2 separate regions of the Mus musculus genome follow, and region 1 is linked to region 2. A link is a loop called in an ENCODE intact Hi-C map of the cell type or tissue named here. Cell type or tissue: heart. All regions are shown on one strand. Links, peaks and the distances in the headings refer to the core of each region. The heading gives the core; the rest is flanking DNA.

What was found. Hi-C counts contacts between places; a loop is a spot of excess contacts. Peaks named below come from ENCODE experiments on the same cell type or tissue, not always from the same donor. Only the 100,000 strongest peaks of a DNase experiment are listed, where the experiment ranks them.
Region 1: it touches region 2 in a loop (2.6-fold over the local background); 4 of 42 quality-filtered maps call a loop at or near these places.

The regions. Positions count from the first base shown.
Region 1 is chr13:44,632,566-44,643,222 of GRCm38, reverse strand. Gm40931 (a long non-coding RNA gene) reads left to right here and starts at 6,214. Exons shown (of 3, transcript XR_873343.1): 1 at 6,214-6,261. In heart, for the core only: no CTCF peak of the experiment used is centred there; no DNase peak of the experiment used is centred there; H3K4me3 peaks cover 823 bases; H3K27ac peaks cover 1,108 bases.
Region 2 is chr13:44,717,537-44,728,193 of GRCm38, reverse strand. No RefSeq gene overlaps it. Among named protein-coding and RNA genes, the nearest start is that of Jarid2, 8.4 kb to the left of the region's middle. In heart, for the core only: no CTCF peak of the experiment used is centred there; no DNase peak of the experiment used is centred there.

The DNA of each region.
Region 1 (10,657 bases), core at 3,119-8,118, 84 kb after region 2:
CCGGCTGGCAGGCATGGGGCTGGAGCATTAGTTGAGAGCTTACATCTTCTTGACAAGTTGGAGTCAGAGAGATTATGAGTAGGCCTGGCTTGGGCTTTTGTAACCTCAAAGCCCACTCTCAGTTACACACCTCTTCCAACAAGGCCACACCTCCCTCTTAGTTCTTTCCAAAACAGTTCTATCAACCAGGAATCAAGCATTCGAATGTATGCGCCTATGGTGTGTGTGTGTGTGTGTGTGTGTGTGTGTGTATTCTTATTAAATCCATCACAGCTTCCATATTTGGTTTGATGAGGAGGGTCTTGATGGATGAGAAAGGAGATCTGATAAGAGAAGGAGAACCTGATAGGCATTTGTTATTCTTGGTCATTTAAATCCTTTCTCTCTACTTTTACGTTTTTAAAAAAGTTACATATTTATGTGTGTGTGGGCATGCTCATGTGTGTGTGTACATGCCAGTGTGCATGCATGCCACAGTGCGAGTGTGAACATTGTCAGAGAACAGCTTGCAGCAGCTGGTTCTCCCCTCCCATCACATCCAGCCTGTCAGGTTGGACGTCACATTTCGTTTGCTTTATTTTTGAGTTGGGCCCTCACTTTTCTCTCCCCCACGCTGATCTCACAGTCATATCAGTTCTCAAGTCTCCACTTCCTGAGCGCTGGAATTACAGGTGTGAGTCACAGCGCCTCACCCAAGCTTCCGGTTTTAAAGGCTGTGTGTTCCATGAGTGATTCACCACTTTCTTTCCTGGTTTCTACTGTTAATGCTGTTCCAGAGGGAAAAAAATGACAACCATTTAATTTAAAGATCCTGATTGGATTTATTTTATATTCTAGTTTTGGGGCAACTCTCCATTTCCTGAAAATGAATAACTGTTCTAATGAACGGGGCAGGAGCTTGGGGGGTATAGTCAGGAAAGGGTTAGAGAGTGAAGAAGCCAATCCCAGGATGATCGGGCATTTGAAAGTCATGTTCCTGGTAGGCCAGGGAGACTAACCTCAGACAAATAACTAATCAATCAGTGACCCTTAGGATGCTTCAGTTTATGCTTTTGTTGTAAAAGGATTAAGACAGAAAAGCTTTAGCATCAGGCCAATGGTGGGAGCCCATGCGGCCTGTGCAGGAGCCCCGGTGTGGGAGCCCACGTGGGCGCCTGGCTTCCATCTGCCTCTTCCTGACTCTTAACATTATTTTTATAGCCTGGTGGTGTAGAACTTCTGTGTGACTTCCTCTCAATTCCTAGCCTGCTGTATTGGAGTCCAGTTAGACTCCTAGCCCCAAACCATGGCTATGTGAGTTTATTTAGCCGTTGATCCTTACAGAACCATATCCACCATGAAGCCAATTATTCACTAGCATGTGTGCGGATCGTTCAAATGCTCTCACAAATGGTATCAATTTAATTTTAATGTGTAGAATTAAAAAAAAAAAGCAAAACTGGGAATGGTGGTGATATAGCCTGTAATTCAGGCCCTCTGGGTGCTGAGGCAGGAGGATCACAGACAGAGTGAGTCTACCACGTAGTAGATTCAAGATCAGGTATCCAGAGACACATCGCAAGATTCTGGTCTCTTCTTAGGCAAATGGGTGGATCTGGACGATATCATCCTGAGTGAGGTAACCCAATCACAAAAGAAGTCACTTCATACGTACTCACTGATAAGTGAATATTAGCCCAGAAACTTAGAATACCCAAGATACAACTTACAAAACACAAGAAAATCAAGAAGGAAGGCCAATGCATGGATAGTTCATTCCTCCTTAGAATAGTGAACAAAATACCCATGGAAGGAGTTACAGAGACAAAGTTTGGAGCTGAGACGAAAGGATGGACCATCCAGAGACTGCCCCACCCAGGGATCCATCCCATAATCAGCCACCAAACGCAGACACTATTGCATATGCCAGCAAGATTTTGCTGAAAGGACCCTGATATAGCTGTCTCTTGTGAGGCTATGCAATGCCTGGCAAATATAGAAGTTGATGCTCACAGTCATCTATTGGATGGAACACGGGGCCCCCAATGGAGGAGCTAGAGAAAGTACCCAAGGAGCTGAAGGGGGTCTACAACCCGATAGGTGGAACAACAATATGAACTAACCAGTACCAAGGGGAACGCCAGGGCCAAGAAGTGGGAATGGGAGGGTAGGGGAGCCGGGCGGAGGGAGGGTATAGTGGACTTTCGGGATAGCATTTGAAATGTAAATAAAGAAAATATCTAATAAAAAATTGAGAAAAAAAAAAGATTCTAGTGTCATAAAACAACAAAATCAAAGCAAATAAAAGCAGGTCCTGGAGAGACAGTCCAGTGGTAGAGTGGTGCCTAGCGTGTATGAGACCCGGGTTCAATCCTTGGCTGAGAAAAATAAATGTATGTAGGGCAAACTTGCTGAATTCAGGATTAAGGATGTAGCTCATTGCACTTAATTCACATCTAGCATCCAGGAAAACCCGAGCTCCAGCACATCAAAAGCCAAGTGGAGAGGCACACAGTCATCCCACTCTGGAGACAGGGGCAGGTGGGTCAGAAGTTCAAGGTCACCCTTTGCTACACAGTGAGTTTAGGGGATCAGGTGGGATACATTGGACCTCACTAAAATAAAAAAAGGTGGGAAGGAAGGGAGAAAGCAAGTAGGCAGGCAGGCAGGCAGGCAGGCAGAGGCATACATTTATGAGTTTACACTTGCCTAAGAGCTGCAGGCTTAGTAGTTTAGAGTTTAGCTCAGTTCTTCTCTTACTGAAATATTTGACTTCTGCCTACCAGCCCATTTCCAGGAAAAGCTTGTAACTTTGAACCCAGTTCTTTCCTCTCATGGATTCTTTGGCTTATCAGCAATATATTGCCTTCTTACTCAACATTATCTATCTAGCAGGCTTTAGGCAAAACTAGCAAGGGAAGGCTCTGGTTGATCAGTCAGGCTATACAAATATTTATATACGTTTTCTCTTGAATTTTCCTTGCTGTTCCTCTGTGGTGGGGGGTCAAGACTCTGGCACAGGGAGTTAAGAAACCTGCGTATTGGAGAAATGGTTGTTGACATAACAGATGCCAACATGGGAAGATAAAACAGCACATCAGAGCTTGTGTTGAAGAAATCAGGACGGGCCAGCGAGATGGCTCAGCAGTTAAGAGCACTGACTGCTCTTCCAGAGGTCCCGAGTTCAAATACGAGCAACTACACGGTGGCTCACAACCACCCGTAATGAGATCTGACACCCTCTTCTGATGTGTACAGCTAGGTGCCCATGGAATCATTGTAAAATGCCAAAAGGGGGGGGGGGTTGTGCGTCAGGGGAGGTGAAGCTGGAGATGTGTCTATGTGGTAGACTGTGTGAAAATACATAGACCAGGATGGTCTCTAGCTCACAGAGATCCTCCTGCCTCTGTCTCTATCTTTTGAGTATATTAAGAACATATGACATCACAACAAGCTTGGCATTGGGCTCTTATGTGGTAAACACTGCCATGTTTCCTTTGTGGAGTTTACAAGGGAACTAATGCTTCTAACCAGGTCATTAGAACGAAGGGCATCCAGGAGTTGATGCTCTACTCCAAGATGAAAGGGACATCTGTGGAGGCCATGTCTAGATAGTGTACTCTCATCTTTCCTGAGGGAGGCCAGTGATACTCCTATGTGTAGATAGTGTAAGCTCATCTTTCCTGAGGGAGGAATGAGTGTCAGCAGACTCTATAGACGCTTTGGTTCTTCAGGGAATGTATAAACTGTGACTCTTGTTAAACTGTTCCTGTCGTAAATGGTAAATGTTTGCTCCTTTCTCTGTCTGAATTCTTAAAAATTGTTGATTTTATGTGTTGTACCTACACGTATGTCTGTGTACTACAGGGACGCTTCCTGTCCTCAGATGATAGGAGAGGGTGTCAGATCAGCAGGAACTATAATTACAGACAGTTTTGAGCTGCCATCTGGGTACTTGGAATTGAACTTGAGAGTCCTCTGGTAGGGCAGCCAGTGAGTGTTCTTCACCACTGAGCCATCTCTCCATCCCTGTTTCTCTATTTGAGACAAGAAGAACTTCCTGTCTTTTTCTGTGAAGGCTGATGACAGCAGTCCTGGGGTCACTGGCCACTCTAACTTAGGATGTCCTCAGGCTTGAAGGATCTTGCCTAAAGCAGTAACTCCACTGTGAGACAAATGGTTTTGCTTCAGATCCAAAGTGTACATTCTTTTCCCGTGCACCTTTTTTTTTTATGTTTTATTTTGTTCTTGTTTTTGTTTGTTTTGTTTTGTTTTGTTTTGAGACTGTGTCATATGTGTGGCCCAGGGTTGGCTTTAAAGTTCATATATATTTGAGGCTGGCCTTGAATTCTTAATCCTCCAGTCTTTACCTTCTAAGTACTAGATTTATAGGCAAGCACCTCCAGATCTGACCCCAAACAGTAAACTCTTTTTTTTTTTAAATAGTAAACTCTTGGGGGTAACATATATTTATTTTTCTCTTTTCTTCTTACTCTTTCCCTCTTTCTACTTGGTATATTAAATAGAGAGATAACATTTGAATTAATATCTTGGATTTCCAATCTCATTCCTATATCTATAGGAGTAATATGAAGGGTGAGGAGGGGAGGAAGGCACAGAGACAGAAACAGAAAGAGGAAGCCAGATGGAGAGTGAAATTGCTTCTTACCAGTAATATTTATAATCACTCATCCACAGATCGTAAACTGTTGAAAAACTTCCTTGAAAATTGTCCGGCTTTAAATAATGTTCTGAGACCTACTCTTGTCTGTTTGGTTGTGAGTCTATCTTTTAATGGCCGAGCCGTTTCTCCAGCCCTTGGGTGCGATTCTTCCTAGGCTGGATCTGGGGTTAGAGAGCTCGCCAACGTGGTTAAGAGCACTTGATGCCCCCTCATGAGGACTGACACTCAGACCCCAGCACCCACGCCCTGTCAGGTGGCTCGCAACCGCTCTATGTAAATTGGTTAGGAAAATAAGTAACAACATGAAATAAAATATACAAACAGACCTTTGGCCTCTGTGAGGTCTAAAGCCTACTTACATAAATTGTTGATGTGGTGACTGTGGAGGCCGTTGGGCTTTTTAAAATTAGAAAACAAAACAACAACAAGACCATATTATTACTGTGTCTGCGTGTGTGTGTGTGTGTGTGTGTGTGTGTGTGTGTGTGTGTGTGTGTGTGATCTGTTTGCATGGGCATGTGTGCCACAGTGAACACGTGCAGGATAGCTTTGCAGAACTGGCTCTCTTGCCACTCTTATGTCCATTCCTGGGGATTGAACTGGGGTTACAGGGCTTGTTTGGCAAGCACTTTTCCCAGCGGAGCCATCTTGCTAGCCCAGGTGGCTGAACAGTTCTGTGTTACAGATATAATGCTGCTCACAGGAGGCTGTTTGAATAACTGATCAAGATAAGGCACGTGATAATATTAAGTTCATATATTTAATTGGTCACACAAGGGACATTGATCCTCTACATGGTGGCTTTATCTAAAGATAGCCTCAAGCTACACTTCCAGCTCACAGGGGGCATGTCCCCTGACACTCCTGTAAGACTTTACACTTGGGTCTAATGAAGAAGGGGCCACCTTGGTGTGATCTGTGAGAATGGAGTATCTAATCCAAGAAGCTGGGAGTGTGCTAGGGTTCTTTTGGAGTTCCTGGATCCCCTTGTTGTTGGTCAGCTCCTGAACCTTTCCCCCATCCTTACATCATAACAGGAGTCTTGGGGTGCCAGATTCCACTCCTCTAGGTCCTGGGAGGACTGAGGATTGCAGCCCCTGCCTACCCTATCCAGGGCCTGTTCCTCTGGACATTTCCCTTGCATTGCTTCATTTGTAGACCCTGAAACCATACATAGACTATACATCAGAAAAGCTCCTTGTCCAGCGAAGTAAAGGTTTAAAAGCATTTCAAAGAATGACTTGCAAGGGTCTGGAGTGTTTCCTCAGATAGAGCTTCATATTCCCAAGGGAAGGGAGCTTTGCCACCTTTGTTCATGGAAATGGAAGCAAGCAAAACTTTGTATCCCACAGAGAGAGCTGGGACCTCAGACCCATGTGTGGAGCAGAGACTGTCCCTTAACTTCTGTCCCTTCAAGTTCAAGGTGAGGTAATAACTAGGACCTCACCTGGTAGTTGCAGGGGAGAGAATGAAATAATGAATGTGGAGTTTTTAAAATGTTTATTTCTTTGTGTATAGGTGTTTTGCTTGTGTGTCTGGATCTGCACCATGTGCAAGTCTTTGGAAGTCAGAAGGCGTGGGAATCCCCTGGAAGTGCAGTGAGTGGTGGTTGTAGCTGTTGGACACTGACCTCAGGCCCTCTGCAAGATCAATAATTGCTCTTTTAAAAAAACACACAAAAACAGATTTATTCATTTATTTATTTATATGTATATGAGTACGGATGGTTGTGAGCCTTCATGTGGTTGTTGGGAATTGAATTTTAGGACTTCTGCTCGCTCCGGTTGACCCTGCTCGCTCAGGTCCAAAGATTTATTTATTACTATACATAAGTACACTGTAGCTGTCTTCAGACACACCAGAAGAGGGTGTCAGGTTTCATGACCGGTGGTTGTGAGCCACCATGTGGTTGCTGGGCTTTGAACTCAGGACCTTTAGAAGAGCAGTCAGTGCTCTTACCTGCTAAGCCATCTCGCTAGCCCCTCTTCCCCCAATAATTGCTCTCCACCACTTGTTTACGAGCTATTTCTCAGACTCCCAAGTGTTCCTTTCAGACCATCACTCCCAGTGACAAGATAGCAGTGGTTTTTGTTTTGCTTCTTTTAAAATTTTTATTAGCAGTGTCTTGTTTAATCAAAGTGAGTGATTCAAAAGAGGAAACCTGCCATTCTGTCTTGTAAGCAAGTGCTGCTCTTGGGCCTAAGTGTGTGAAATGGGAATTATTTGTTATTTGACATGCCCTGGAGGGTAGTCCAGTTATATAGGTCTCAGATTTGTTCTGCAAGAAGGACATGGGAGAGTTAAACTAAGACACAGTTTTTTTGCATTGTTTGGGAGCCCCCCACCCCACCCATGTCCTCTCCCTTGCTTAACATCAAAGTGGCCTGCAGTCTATGTGCCAGCTTCTACATATTGTTGTACTCAGAGACGGCTGGTGGAGAGGAGCTGGCTTGCTTGATTAGCTGTGACTCCCTTCCAGGCTGGCTTAAGAGACCAAATGGACCCCGCTGCTTTAAGGTTTTAATGATAAAGAGCTAGGGGGAGAAGTTCTCTCCCTTTTTCAGTGAGGGTGTGTGGAGGCCCCAATAATAAATCATTTTGTTCCCTCTAAATGCTCTTTGGCATCCACACGGCGCACACTCAGATGGCTCCCACTTGAAAGTGCTCACCAAGTACAAATAGCTCCCAGCCTCCTGTGTGTGCCCAGTCCTCGGGACAGCTTGTGGGTGTGTGTACAGAGCCTGGGCCACACAAGAAAACAAAGTCAGAGGCTCTCTGTCCCCATGTCACCCCAGTTCCCTCTCCTTAAACACAGGAGAGGAAGGAGGGTCAACCTGCCTCCTTACCAGGGTCACAGCGTCTGAGTTTAACCCGGAAGCCTCCTTTCTCCGGGGGAACTGGTTTCCAGGCTGTTTTGTCCATTCACAGGACTCCTGGGGAGGGGGTGTGGGGGAGACACAAACACGCGTGCATATACACAGACATAGAGAAAGGGAGCCGCAGGGGGAGGGGGAGGGAGAGTGGGGGAGGGGAGGGGAGGGGAGGGAGGGGAGGGGGATTGGGAAAGAGCAAAAGAACTGCTGTAGAGTAAGAGGATTGCCCAGCCCTGACTGGAATCCAATCAGCTACTTCTGGTTAAACCTGGCCCGGAGGTTGACACTTCCGGCTTGGTCCAAGGGTGGGCTGCCTGCTTGCACATCCCTCCTGCTGCTAGCCGGCTCTGCCAGCTGTGTGGGTTTTTTTTTTTTTTTTTGGGTTTCTTTGGGGTTTTTTGTTTGTTTGTTTTGGGTAGCCAGGTTCTCCTTTGTACAGGTGTGCAGCTGGGATAACCAATGATTAATGCGGGTGTCTGGCAGGGCCTTCAGGGTAATTTGATTTGCTTGATATCCAGAGCGATCACTCCTCTCCTTTCTCCTCTCAGTTCTTCCCAACCCTGAGTGGCGGCAGTGTTTACCTTAGTTGGCGGTTTAGGATGATGAATGACACTTGTTTCTGGCTGTTCATTTCCGCCCCAAGTTTTAATTAAAAATTGCAAGCAACTCTTGTAATTACGTATCTGCGTTTCTCTCAAAAGTTATCAAATGTTTCAAACTTTCCGTATTCTTCCTCTCTTCCTCTTTATCAAATCCCAGTGCTGATGGGGACAGCAGAACACACCACCCTTAGGGGAAGCCATTATTCGTTTTTTTCTTTTCTTTCCTTTCTTTTTTTTTGTCTGTGAAGTCAAAAGCCACATCCTGCCTCTGACAGCATCCATTAAGACAAGAAAGGAATAGTCTCCCAGAAAGATGAGCTTGTCGGCAGAGGAGAGTGTGCGCTGTCCTAAGTAATGGGCCACTAACAAATACCTGCTGGATGCTGTTGGACCCACAAAGGGCCGCCTGTCTACCCGGAGAGGCTTCTGCAGCAAGGCAAAGCGCTGTTTGCTTTCTTTTCGAGAGCGATGTGGAGGAGAAGGCAGCTTGTGTATACGTTCCATCTGAAAGAATGGCCACACAGCAGCCTAGGCAGCAAGAGCCATGGGTTAATGGACTAGGAAATAGATGAACCAAGCCTACCCTGGGACCAGTCCCCCTGCAAAGTTGAGATAAAATTAGAGCAAGCGTCACTGTCGCAAAAACCACTATTAGGTTCAATAAAACAAGAACAAAACCAGAAGTGCTCTAAGGTTTGTTTTTTATTTATTTATTTTTCTGTCTCTATTTGGTTTGCCACATGTATGTATGTATGTATGTATGTATGTATGTATGTATGTATTTGATATAGCGTTAGAGTTGGGGGGGTAGTCCAAGCTGGGCTTGAGCTAGCCATATAGCCAAACGCCATGGAATTAAAAATGACCTTGAATTTCCTCTCCTTCTGCCTCCACTTTCTGAAGGTTAGGCTATGAGTGCCACTAACCTGGTTGTGTTAGGACTTAAACTCAGGGCTTCATGTATGCAAGACCAGCACTTTACTGGCAGAGTTATACTCCCAGCCAGGCTGATGTAATCTCACAAGGATTTTACTCAGTTACCATCAGAGTGGGGAACAGGGCAGCCTGCAGGCAGGCCCTAGGGAAGTAGCTAAGAGCTACATCCTGATCCAGGATGGTGGGGTGGGGATGGGGACGCAGGGGTGTGGGGGAGACAGAGACTGACTCCGGCTTGACATAGGCTTTTGAAACTTCAACCCCTCCCACTACTTCCTTCAACAAGGCCACACCTCTTGATCCTTTTAATCCTTTCAAACAGTGCCATTTCCTGAAGACTAAGCTTTCATGCAAAGTTAAATAGTTAGAAATAGAAATAAATAGTTAAACAGAGGCAGCTTGGTGCTATAGAAAGAAAAGGGAGTATACACTGAGGTATGCATTCTTTTCTCTCTGCCATTACTCAGGGCTGCTTTCCTTGCTACACGTTAAAGGATGCAAACAGCCTCTTAACCTTCCTTAGAACTTCACTCTTCAGAATCTAATTACCAACACACATGATGTAATAGAAGAATAAAGAAGTAGGGCAGAGGGGAAACACAGTGGAGGAGCGCTGAGTAAGACATATGTTACTATAGTGGGACCATTGCATGTGGTGTGTGTGTGTGTGTGTGTGTGTGTGTGTGTGTGTGTGTGTGTGTTTGTGTTAGGATTGGTTGGTCTATCAAAGGTGGCCTTTTAAAGACTGAAGATTGTCCTTGGAGATTGGTGCAGGGGCAGTGGGTAAAAAGCTAGGCACAGCAGCTATAGTCAAAGTTTGACTGGGCCCAAACTGGGATGTGAATTCTGACTTAGGCTTTGAGCATGTAGGCAAAATGCAGAAGATACTGAAGGTGTGGTCTAACAGAGGTTGCACTGCAGAACGAGGTGTTCTGCCGAGACAGCATAGAAAGACAGAAGGAAATGATGGTTCAGTGATGGTTCATAGTGGATTTACTTATGTTAATTGAGACTATCTAACTGTGTAGTCCTGGCTGGCCTGGACCTTATTCTGTGGAATAGGCTGACCTTGAAATTGTAGCTATCTTTTAGCTTCCTGAGTGCTAGGATTACAGGCATGCATTGACATGCTTGCCCTTTTTTTTTTTTTAAGATTTATTATTTTAATTTATATATGTATACTGTAGCTGTCTTTAGATACATCAGAAGAGGGCATCAGATCCCATTACAGATGATTGTCAGCCATCATGTGGTTGCTGGGAATTGAACTCAGGACTTCTGGAAGAGCAGTCAGTGCTCTTAACTGCTGAGCCATCTCTCCAGCCTCACATGCTTGGTTTGTAACAATTTCTTTCTTTCTTTCTTTCTTTCTTTCTTTCTTTCTTTCTTTCTTTCTTTCTTTCTTTCTTTCTTTCTTTCTTTTTTGAGACAGGGTTTCTCTGTGTAGCCCTGGCTGTCCTGGAACTCACTCTGTAAAACAGGCTGGCCTCGAACTCAGAAATCTGCCTGCCTCTGCCTCCCAAGTGCTGGGATTAAAGGTGTGTGCCACCACACTCGGCTTCTTCGTAATAATTTCTAAGTAT
Region 2 (10,657 bases), core at 3,592-8,591:
ATTAAAAGCATGTGCCACCAAGCCCAGACATAATTTTTTATATTCTCTTCAGAGCCTCTGGAACTTGATAGAATTGAAAAGGTGTCATTTTTTAATACCTCACACAAACTCTAATGGGCAACATTTAGACTATTGACAGACAATTAAGCAGCTGTTATCATCTCCCATGCCACGTTTGGCACAGAGCTATTTTTACTTTTGTATGAACCAAATCCATTTTAGTATCATACAGTGCTCAGTTAAGCCTGGCTGCTTAACCTACTCACCCCTGAGTGTCCCTTGATATTTCAGCTACTTCTTTTAAAACACAATCTTTTAAAAGGTTTTTTAAATGTCGTTAACTGTTGGTGTCTGTGTGTGTGTGTGTGTGTGTCCTGGTGAGTGTGGATGCCCACAGAGGCCAGAGGCATAGGATTCCCTGGAACTGGAGTTATTGAAGGTTTTGAACCACCTGTCCTGTATTCTAGGAAATGAGGTCTGGTGCTTTGAAGAGCATTCTTAACTGCCCAGCTCTCTCCCCACTTCCACACCCACTCCCCCTTTTTGAGAATCTCTGTGTATCAAGTTCCTAATTTTCTTTTGAACCACCTTTAAATTATTTATGTGTGGATGTGAAGGAATTGGAGAAAAATCTCCCGAAGCTATTCCTCTCCCTCCAACATGTGATTCCTGTGGCAGAAATTGAACTCAGATCAAATTTGGTAGCAAGCATTTTTATCCCCTGAACCATCTCAAAAGCCCGTTGATAAAGCTTTTGACCTTAACATCTTAGTTTTATATGTCCTGATTGTGTTACTTCTATGACTTATCCTTAATTATATCAAAAAGTTCAAGGACCCATGATCTCGTATTGAGACAACCTTTAGGCAAATCATTGAATCAACATGAATCAGGTGCGTCTTTCTATGTAGCTGGCCTGGAACTGTGTAGAACTCAGAAAGACCCACATGCCTCTGCCTCCCAATTGCTGTGATAGAAGGCAGTGCTAACACACCTGACTGCTTTAGCCAACCTGGATGTCAGGTGTTTCATCTATAAAATGAAAGGGCTTAATTCAGTCTTCACCAAAGACACCTCTGGATCTCACCTGATCTAATTCTAACTTGACCTCTGTGTTGTTTGCTGGCCACAATCAGGCTTAAATGCAGACTGCTGTGTAAGAATTGTTAGCACAATCTTCTGGCTGTTACCAGTTGCCCAGCACACCAATTAAGATCTTCCTCTTTGGTTTTTGGGGTTTTTGTTTTGTTTTGTTTTGTTTTTTGAGGTAAGTAGTCATTGTGTAACCTGGGCTGGCCTGGAATTTGCTATGTAGACAAGGCTGGCCTTGAATTCACAGAGTTCCACCTGCCTTTGTGCTGGGACTAAAGGCCTAACTTTTCTTTCTTTCTTTCTTTCTTTCTTTCTTTCTTTCTTTCTTTCTTTCTTTCTTTTTTTGTGAGACAGGGTTTCTCTGTATACCTCTGGCTGTCCTGGAACTCACTTTGCAGACCAGGCTGGCCTTGAACTCAGAAATCCACCTGCCTCTGCCTCCCGAGTGCTGGGATTAAAGGCATGGGCCACCAAGCCCAGCTAGGCCTAACTTTTCATATGAATATCTTTGTATACTTGTTAAAACACTTGGACCTTAAGGAAGGACACAGTGGTGAACAGTTTTAATCTCAGCTCTCAAGAGGCAGAAGCAGGCAGATTTTATATATATATATACACACACACATACATATATATATATATATATATATATATGTGGGGGGGGGGGTATAATAACCTTAACTAACACATAAAATAACGTGGATCAAAATAAGCTTTATCAATTTCACCACTTCAATATGAAAATGAAGTATTAAAGTGTGTTTCCTGTTTTGGGTTGGTTGTTTGTTTTGCGGGGGTGGGGTTATGTTGTTTTATTCAGTTGGGTTTTTTTTTGAGACAGTTTCTTTGTGTAGCCATGGCTGTCCTGGAACTTGCTTTGCAGACCAGGCTGGCCTTGAACTCGCGAAATCTGCTTGCCTCTGGCCCCCGAGTACTGGAAATATACGAGGATAACCACCACCACTGTCGCCTAGATTTTTTTTTTCAAGTCCTGCATCCTCGTCGGGCATGGTGGCGCACATCTTTAATCCCAGTACTTGGGAGGCAGAGGCAGGCGGATTTCTGAGTTTGAGGCCAGCCTGGTCTACAAAGTGAGTTCCAGGATAGCCAGGGCTATACAGAGAAACCCTGTCTCCAAAAACCCAAAAAAAAAAAGTTGTGCATCCTATTCCACCAACTTTGTACAGATCAACACTCTATGTTCTCCAAACTGTGATCTAATAAACATTATTCCATAAAATAATACTAGGTGTAGCTGGAAAGAAAAGTGTTCTTAGAGCATGCAGTAGTAATGAATACCTTTGTTGCCAACACTCAGGAAGAAGAGGCAGGGGGATGTCTGTGAGCTCAGTGATCCAGGTCTTTTACATAGTTGTGGAGAGCCAAAAAATAAAGAAAAAGATTCTTAGATTTTACAAAAAAATCTGGGGCTGGGTAGATGGCCCAGTGGGCAAGAACACTTACTGTGAAACCTCTAGGACCTAAGCTGAGTTTCCCATGTCCATCCCACAGAAAAAGCCAGGAATTGCAGGGTGTGCCATACATAACTCCAGCTTTGGAGGTGGGGGCCAGAGATGAGATAGGCATACTGGTGGGAGACCCAATCTCAAGGAAATATGGCTCAGGGAAGATGAAGAGAATAAAATTAGGAGTTCAAAGACAACCTCCACCACTTCCTAACAAAAGGGCCTCCTAGATCTCAAAACTAACAATAATATAGTCATGGTGCAATCCCAGCACTTGGGAGATAGAGGCAAGTGGATCTCTGTTGAGTTCAAAGCCAGCCTAGTCTACATACTAAGTTCTAGAGACAGCCAGAGGCATACAGAGCAATCCTATCTTGAAAAACAAAAAACAAACAACAGCAACAATGAAAAACACAAAACCAAGCCGGGCATGGTGGCGCATGTCTTTAATGCCAGCACTTGAGAGAGAGAGGCAGGCGGATTTCTGAGTTCGGGCTATAAAGAGAAACCCTGTCTCAAAAAAAAAAAAAAAAAAAAAAAAAAGACACAAAACCAAGCAGACATAAGAAAAAAGTGGGGGAAAAAATAACAATAATATAAGCTGATTAAGTATTTTTAAACTCTAAGAGAAAAACTGACGGTGTAGTAGGGTATGGTGGTAGCAAGGGGATGAGAAGTTCAAGGTTATCTTGGTCTATATATCAAGTGCCAGAGTATGTGAGACCCTGTCTCAAAGGAGAAAAAGTTCCAAAGAAAGAATGTATGCGATCTTAAAGGATTGCTGAACGTACGTAGGTGACTGGGTACCTTATGCAGTTTCTCATTTTATGTAGGTCTATCTTCACGTGTGGAGGAAGAGAATGAGGAGGAGGGATATAAAAAAAAGTCATCTTTGACTGACATCAGGTTTATAAATACCTATGAGCCAGTGTACTCAGAAGGTGGGAGCCTCTGTTGAAAAAGGGTAGAGCAGCTATTTCAAGCTGACTGAGATTTGCAAGAGTATTTTAAAACACACCAGGAGGTAACCCCAGAAGTAAACAGCCATCTTAAATATGGAGTCCGTGGTGATGTCAAGGCAATGAGGCAGCTCTTTTTGTCAGCCCTTGAATTTACAGTCTTACTTGTCAAGCTTCAGTAAGATATCACAGCACAAACCCAATGACGTTTTAAAATCTGTTTTCTGTAAACCTCACTGGTAAAAGTCACTGAAAGGCCCTATCTTTTTTTTTTTTTTTTTTTCCATTTTTTATTAGGTATTTAACTCATTTACATATGGCCCTATCTTTAGACAGAAGATCTTTAAACTCTCAGGGCCAGCAAGTGCCCCAGTGGGTAAAGGTACAAACCTGATGCCCTGGTTTCAATCTTTGGACCCCCACATGGTGGAAGGAGAGAACTGATCTCTGCTAATAGCCCATTGACCACAGCAAGGAGTAATAAAAAGGAATTAAAATTTTAAAACAAACAAACAAAAAACATTGCTATTCTAACTAGATTGTATCCAGTGTTGCTGAAAAGAGTTGGTCCTCATTCAGGAACCCGGGAGAGGCAGCCAAGAGGGAAAATGTGCAGTTTCTCAAACTCATGTTACTTCCATAAACACACAGCAAGGAACTTCTCAGCCACCAGCGAATCATCCTTGGGGGATCATGATGAGGTAGCTAAGGCATATATATATATATTTCACAGTTCTCAGTAGCCAGGGAAAGAGGGCAAAGAAGTTGTATCTGGGTTCACCTTGGGTTGCAAGTTAAAAATGGACATTCGGGACCGGAGAGATGGCTCAGACCCTAAGAGCACTGACTGCTTGTCCCAAGATCCTGAGTTCAATTTCCAGCAACCTCATGGTGGCTCATAACCATTTGTAACAGGATCAAATGCCCTCTTCTGGTGTGTCTGAAGCGACAGCATACTTTTTTTTTTTTTTTTTTTTAATGAGGATGAGTCAGGCAGTGGTGGCGCACGCCTATAATCCCAGCACTCGGGAGGCAGAGGCAGGCGGATTTCAGAGTTTGAGGCCAGCCTGGTCTACAGAGTGAGTTCCAGGACAGCCAGGGCTACACAGAGAAACCCTGTCTCGAATAAAAAACGAAAAGAAGAAGAAAATGCAGATGAAAGTGTTTACTGGAAAAGGTGAGGGCAGTCCCTGAAGCAGAAGTGGAGCATTCCCGTTTTTCTTTCTGTCACCTCAGTACTTCTATCTCCCAGCAGCCAGAAAAGATAACCCCAAAGAAACGCCTCTCCCAACCAAGAGATGGACTGAACCCACTTAGTTATCCAGAGGGAGGGAAAGCAGGGTGTAATGACGTGGGCCTGTCCATAGTCCTATCCCTGGGAAGGAAGAGGCAGGAAGATGAAGCCTTCAAAGTTTTCCTCAGTTACTTAGTGACTTGAGGCCAGCCTGCGCTACACAAAATGCTTCCTAAAGGGTGAGGGAAAGAAACAAAAGTATTCTGGCTAGATAGAAAATGCACCAGCAATCACTGTCCATCACCCAAGTAATTATTTCTTCTCTATCAGAACCTTCCAGCAATCAGACCCTTGGGAGTCAGGGCACACCAGATTAAGGCAGTTCATTTGGGATTACTCTTTTAGAATATAAGGCTGCTCTTTTGTTTGTTTGCTTGCTTGCTTGCTTGTTTTTAGATTGTATTTCTTTTTATTTTATGGAGTGACTGTTTGCCTGAATGTACATCAGTGTATATCACCTGTCCATTGCATCTCCTGGTACCCTTAGGCAGGGGAAGAGGGTGTTGGATCTTCCAGTCCTGGGGTTAGAGACTATTGGGAAGCCCAGTGTAGATGCTGGGGATGAAATCCCCAGTCTTCAGGAAGACCAGTCAGCTTCTTAACTACTGAACCATCTCCATCCAGACCCAGTCCCTCAACCATAATGTCGACTGATTCTATGAATTCCCTACACTGATCAGGGAGAGCAAAAACTGTCTCTTGCCAAATCTGTGACATTTATAAAGTTTACAGTCCATCTTCCAAAACCATCTCCCTTCTATAAGTGGATGGGCACACAGTAGAATGAAGAAGACTCCAACCTTGGTGGTCACTCTGTGTCTAAACTCCATAGATTATTCATTTACAACTTCTTTGTGTTTCCATTGTCAACGATTCCTTGAATAAAAAGAAGTTGGATGTTTACTAGGGATGTAAAATCACAGCAGATCTGTTCCTCCAAGGCATAGAACACACCATGAATTTCTCAAGGCCAAGGTGAAAGAAATGTTGAGTAACAAAGAGGGGCCCTCTGGGTGGGGCTCCAGGATCGACCGCCTGAGGAGCACACCAGGGTCTCTCTGGGTGACAATGGGGTTGGAGGAGAATGAGGAAGTAGGGAAACTATTTGAATGTGGAAAGGAACCACCCTGCTCTCAACAAAGGGTTGGCCAGTAGGAAGTACCCATCTCAACAGATTGCAAAAAAGGGGCCCAACAATTTGTAGTGGTATGACACGTTTTTTATTCTTAGTATTTTGGAGGCAGAGGAAAGGAGCTAGGTCTCTGTGATTTCCGGGCCACCCAGAATTACATAATGAGACCTTGTCTCAAAAAAAAAAAAAAAAAAAAAAAAAAAAAAAAAGAGGTCCTAGCTAAGTATAATGTCACATGCCTTTAAGCCCTCCTGAGGCAGAGGCAGGATGACCTCTGTTCTTTTGAGGCCAGCTTGGTCTACATAGTGAGTTTCAGGACAGCCTGAACTACAAAGTTAGACCCTGTCTCAAAAACAAACAAAAAATACCCAAAGAAGTGAGGTTAATTAATACAATAACAGTGGTCTGGCACTCCTGAAAATAAAAAGATTTTGTTTTTATTATTTGGAAAAGCTGGTTGGTGGTAGCACATGCATTTAATCCCAGTATCTGAATTCAAGGACAGCCTAGGCTACAGATCCAGTTCCAGGACAGCCAGGGCTATTACACAGAGAAACTCTATCTCAAACAAACAAACAAACAAATAAAACTTGGACTAAGAATGTAGCTTAGTGGCATGGTGCTTATATGCTAAAGGCTCTGGGTCCAGTCCACAGCACTGAAAAGAAAATTCATGTGTTTAAGATTAAGTTAGCAGAGCCAGGCAGTAGTGGTTCATGCCTTTAAGCCCAGCACTTGGGAGGCAGAGGCAGGCAAATTTCTGAGTTTGAGGCCAGCCTATTCTACAAAGTGAGTTCCAGGACAGCCTGGCTACACAGAGAAACCCTGTCTCAAAAACAAAACAAAACAAAACCAACAACAACAACAAAAAAAAAGATTAAGTTAGCAGGGCTGGAGAGATGGCTCAGTAATTAGGAGCACATGCTGTTCTTCCAGAGGACCTGAGTTCGATTCCTTGCACCCACATATTTGCTCACACTGTGTGTAACTCCAGTTCTATGGGTTTTGTCACCCTTCTCTATATTCTGGGAAAAGCCAGGTGGAGTGGTACATATCTTGAAAGGCAGAAGCAGACAGATCTCCATGATTTTGGAGCCAGCCTTTGCTTCCGTAGTGAGTACCAGGCCAGGCAGGGCTACTTGGAGCAACCCTGCCCCCTCAACCCATTCCCACAGACTATCAGAGATGATAAGCACTTAGTAAATAAATGGAGAGGCCAGCTCAACTGGATGGCATAATCTTATAGTCCCATCACTCTGCCTGTGGAGGCAGGAGGATCAGAAATCCTGGCCATCCTCCACTACACAGTGCAAGTCAGATCTGTACCACATAAAGTCATGTCCCCCAAACACACAACAAAGCCAGGAAGGTGACTCAGCTCTGGCCACACAAGCCTGACAACTTCAACTGTGGGTTCAATCCCCAGAACCCACTGAAAAGTGGTGAGAGAGAACCAACTGCACTGAAATACACACACACACACACACACACAGGTACACACACACACAATTGCAAGTACCCATATGATATGCATCATTATATATACCACGTACAAGAACCTGGGTTTGGGTTGTTTTGTTTTGTTGTTCTTTAATGGGACATGAGAGGCTGCTGGAGCAATGGCCCAGCAGTTAAGAGCACTGGATACTCTTCCAGAAGGCATAGATTCAGTTCCCAGTACCCATATTATAGCACACAGGCATTTATAACTCCACTTCCAGAGAATCTGACACTCCCTTCTTTCCGACACCAGCAGGCATCAGGCACACACTACACATACATCCAGACAAAATACACACATAAAATAAATATTTTCCCAAAAAGTGCTTAAATTTTTTAATAAAAATAAATGAATGGATGGACAGGTGGCATTGTGCCAATTGCCATTTTATTCACTAGTGCTTCTCTGCACCTGGGGTGATCTTTCAAATGAGTATGACCACCAGGGACTTGCTATTATTGAGGAAGTGAAACTGACAAATGGCTCTTAAAAGCTCTCCATTTTGCTTTCTAGCTAAAGCCTCTCTCTCTCTCTCCCTCCCTCCCTCCCTCCCTCCCTCTCTGTCTCACCTTCACACAGTGAGCACTGGCATTAAAGGTGTGTACCAGCCGGGTGTGGTGGCTCACACCTTTAATCCCAGCACTTGGGAGGCTGAGGCAGGCGGATTTCTGAGTTCGAGGCCAGCCTGGTCTACAAAGTGAGTTTCAGGACAGCCAGGGCTATACAGAGAAACCCTGTCTTGAAAAACCAAAAAATAAACTTGTGTACCACCATGACCAGCACACAGCCAAATCTTCTTTTATGAAATGGCCAAAGGTGATAAGAAAATAGGAGATGGAACCCAAGGTCATGAACCAAGGTGCATGAATATCATCTCTAGGCTAAGACATTTTGAAATAGAAAGTATATATATATAGATCTTATATCCATCTTACAAATGATGCTTGTCTTCTGCCTTTTTGAGTTTGCTCCCCTGGTTCCGTGTGTGTGTGTGTGTGTGTGTGTGTGTGTGTGTGTGTGTTACAAGGCAAGCTCTCTGCCACTGAAATACAGCTATAGCCAACAGACTACATTTTTAGATCCTGAAGAATTCATACATTGTCATATGGAGGTGCCACACGCCTTTAATCCCAGCACTCGGGAGGCAGAGGCAGGCAGATTTCGAGACCAGCCTGGTCTACAGAGTGAGTTCCAGGACAGCCAGGGCTATACAGAGAAACCCTGTCTCAAAAAATAAATAAATAAATATTAATTAATTAATTAATTAAAAATAGACAGTGGAGCTCAGATTGTCAGTTTTAGTGGCAAGTGCATTTACTGGTTCAGCCAATTCAACAGTCCAGAGCTGAGGTCTTTAATGAGGCCATTAATAAAATGGAAGCCATTACCCTGTTGCGATGGTACACACCTTTAGTCTCAGAAGATGGGGCAGAAGCCCATCTGCGTTCAAGGCTATCTTGATGTTTATAATGAGTTCCAGGATAATAATAATTACAACAACATGAAGTCACTAGACTTAGGCCCTATTCCAATATGCCCGTCTTAATGATACAGGGGGAGTTGGGGGGATTTGGAGAGTTCCTAGTCTCAGTAATGACAGGATTTGAGAATGGATGCGAGTGGAAGGGAGAGGACAAACTTCTTCAAGTTTGAAAGAAGAACTCTGGGACAGGCAAGCCGTCTGTAGCAAGCAAGCTCAGCAGCCACCGGGAGAAGTCAGCCACATGGTGGGAAGTGAGGGCACTTTAGAGAAAAACTAAGAAAAAAAGCCCAAAGTAAAAAACAAACAAACAAAACCCAGAAAAGGTGCACCTTTTTTTTGTTTTGTTTTGTTTTGTTTTTGTTTTTTCGAGACAGAATTTCTCTGTATAGCCCACACTGTCCTGGAACTCACTCTGTAGACCACGCTGGCCTCGAACTAAGAAATCTGCCTGCCTCTGCCTCCTGAGTGCTGGGATTAAAGGCATGTGCCACCACGCCTGGCTTTTTTTTTTTTTTTAATTAGGTATTTTCTTCATTTACATTTCAAATGCTATTCCAAAAGTCCCCCATACCCTCCCCTGCTGTGTGGGACACAGACACACACAGAGAAGGAAGACCACACAAGAAAAAGGGGAGAAAGCAGTGTCTCTATGGCAAGAAGAGAGGCTTCAGGACACAACTCTAGGGCTAAGGCTTCCAGCTACAATTAGTAGCACTCCATTGGTGGCAGCCCTTCGAAACTAAGGCGGCCACTTTACAAATTTAGCTTTCATTTATAAAATGAAACTGGCAAGTGGCCCAAAGGGTTCGATCTTGAGTTGCTTTTCCAAAAATGGCCATGGGAACCTGTTCCTCATCTACTTCCCCTGTGACATGAGCTCGAAAGCTGAAGGAGGTAGTCTGTCCTCCTGTAGCATCCTCTACAGACCACGCTCCCACACTTGGCCTCTTAGCCATTACTGACTTGATTTGAAGTCATTTAACTGCCTTAGTAAGCGGTCGATGTTCAACATAAAGGTGGACTCACTCTCTGTGGCGGAACAAGGATGTTCCTCTACGTATTACCTTCTTCTCCCGGGTTTCTATCTTAGGTCTCCCAGCCTCTTCCGGTACTTAGCTCCCTCTTACTGAGTAGGCTACAGTCCAGCAGCCTGGCCTACATAGCAAGTTCTAGACAGGGCTACATAGTGAGACACTGTCTCAAAAAAAAAAAAAAAAAGCCATCCAGTTGACTGCTTCAGAATCAGTGTTGGTGACGGTGGTTGTTCTGCCTTGTGTACTCTCTCACTCAAACAAAAGCCGGGCGTGGTGGCTCACGCCTTCCAACATTTGGGAGGCAGAGGCAGACAGATTTCTGAGTTCGAGGCCAGCCTGGTCTACAGTGAGTTCCAGGACAGCCAGGGCTGCACAGAGAAACCTTGTCTCAAAAAACAAAACAAACAAACAAACAAACAAAAAAGAGCCAACGAGCCAACACAACCCTGCTCCCTCCCCCCAAATAAATAAGTTGTCTTTCTTTTCCTAAATAAAGTGTTTCGGTTTGTTTAAAACATTGTATCATTCTGCTCATTTGCTCTCCTCTATGCCCCCAAGTTCTGGACTCAACACCGCACCTGGGTCCTGGCTTATGTGGTATGGAGAGCAAAGCCAGATGGATAGACATTCATAGGCAAGGCAGGCACGTACCTCCTGGCTGAGATCCACATCCAGCCTCTATCTTATTTTATTTTG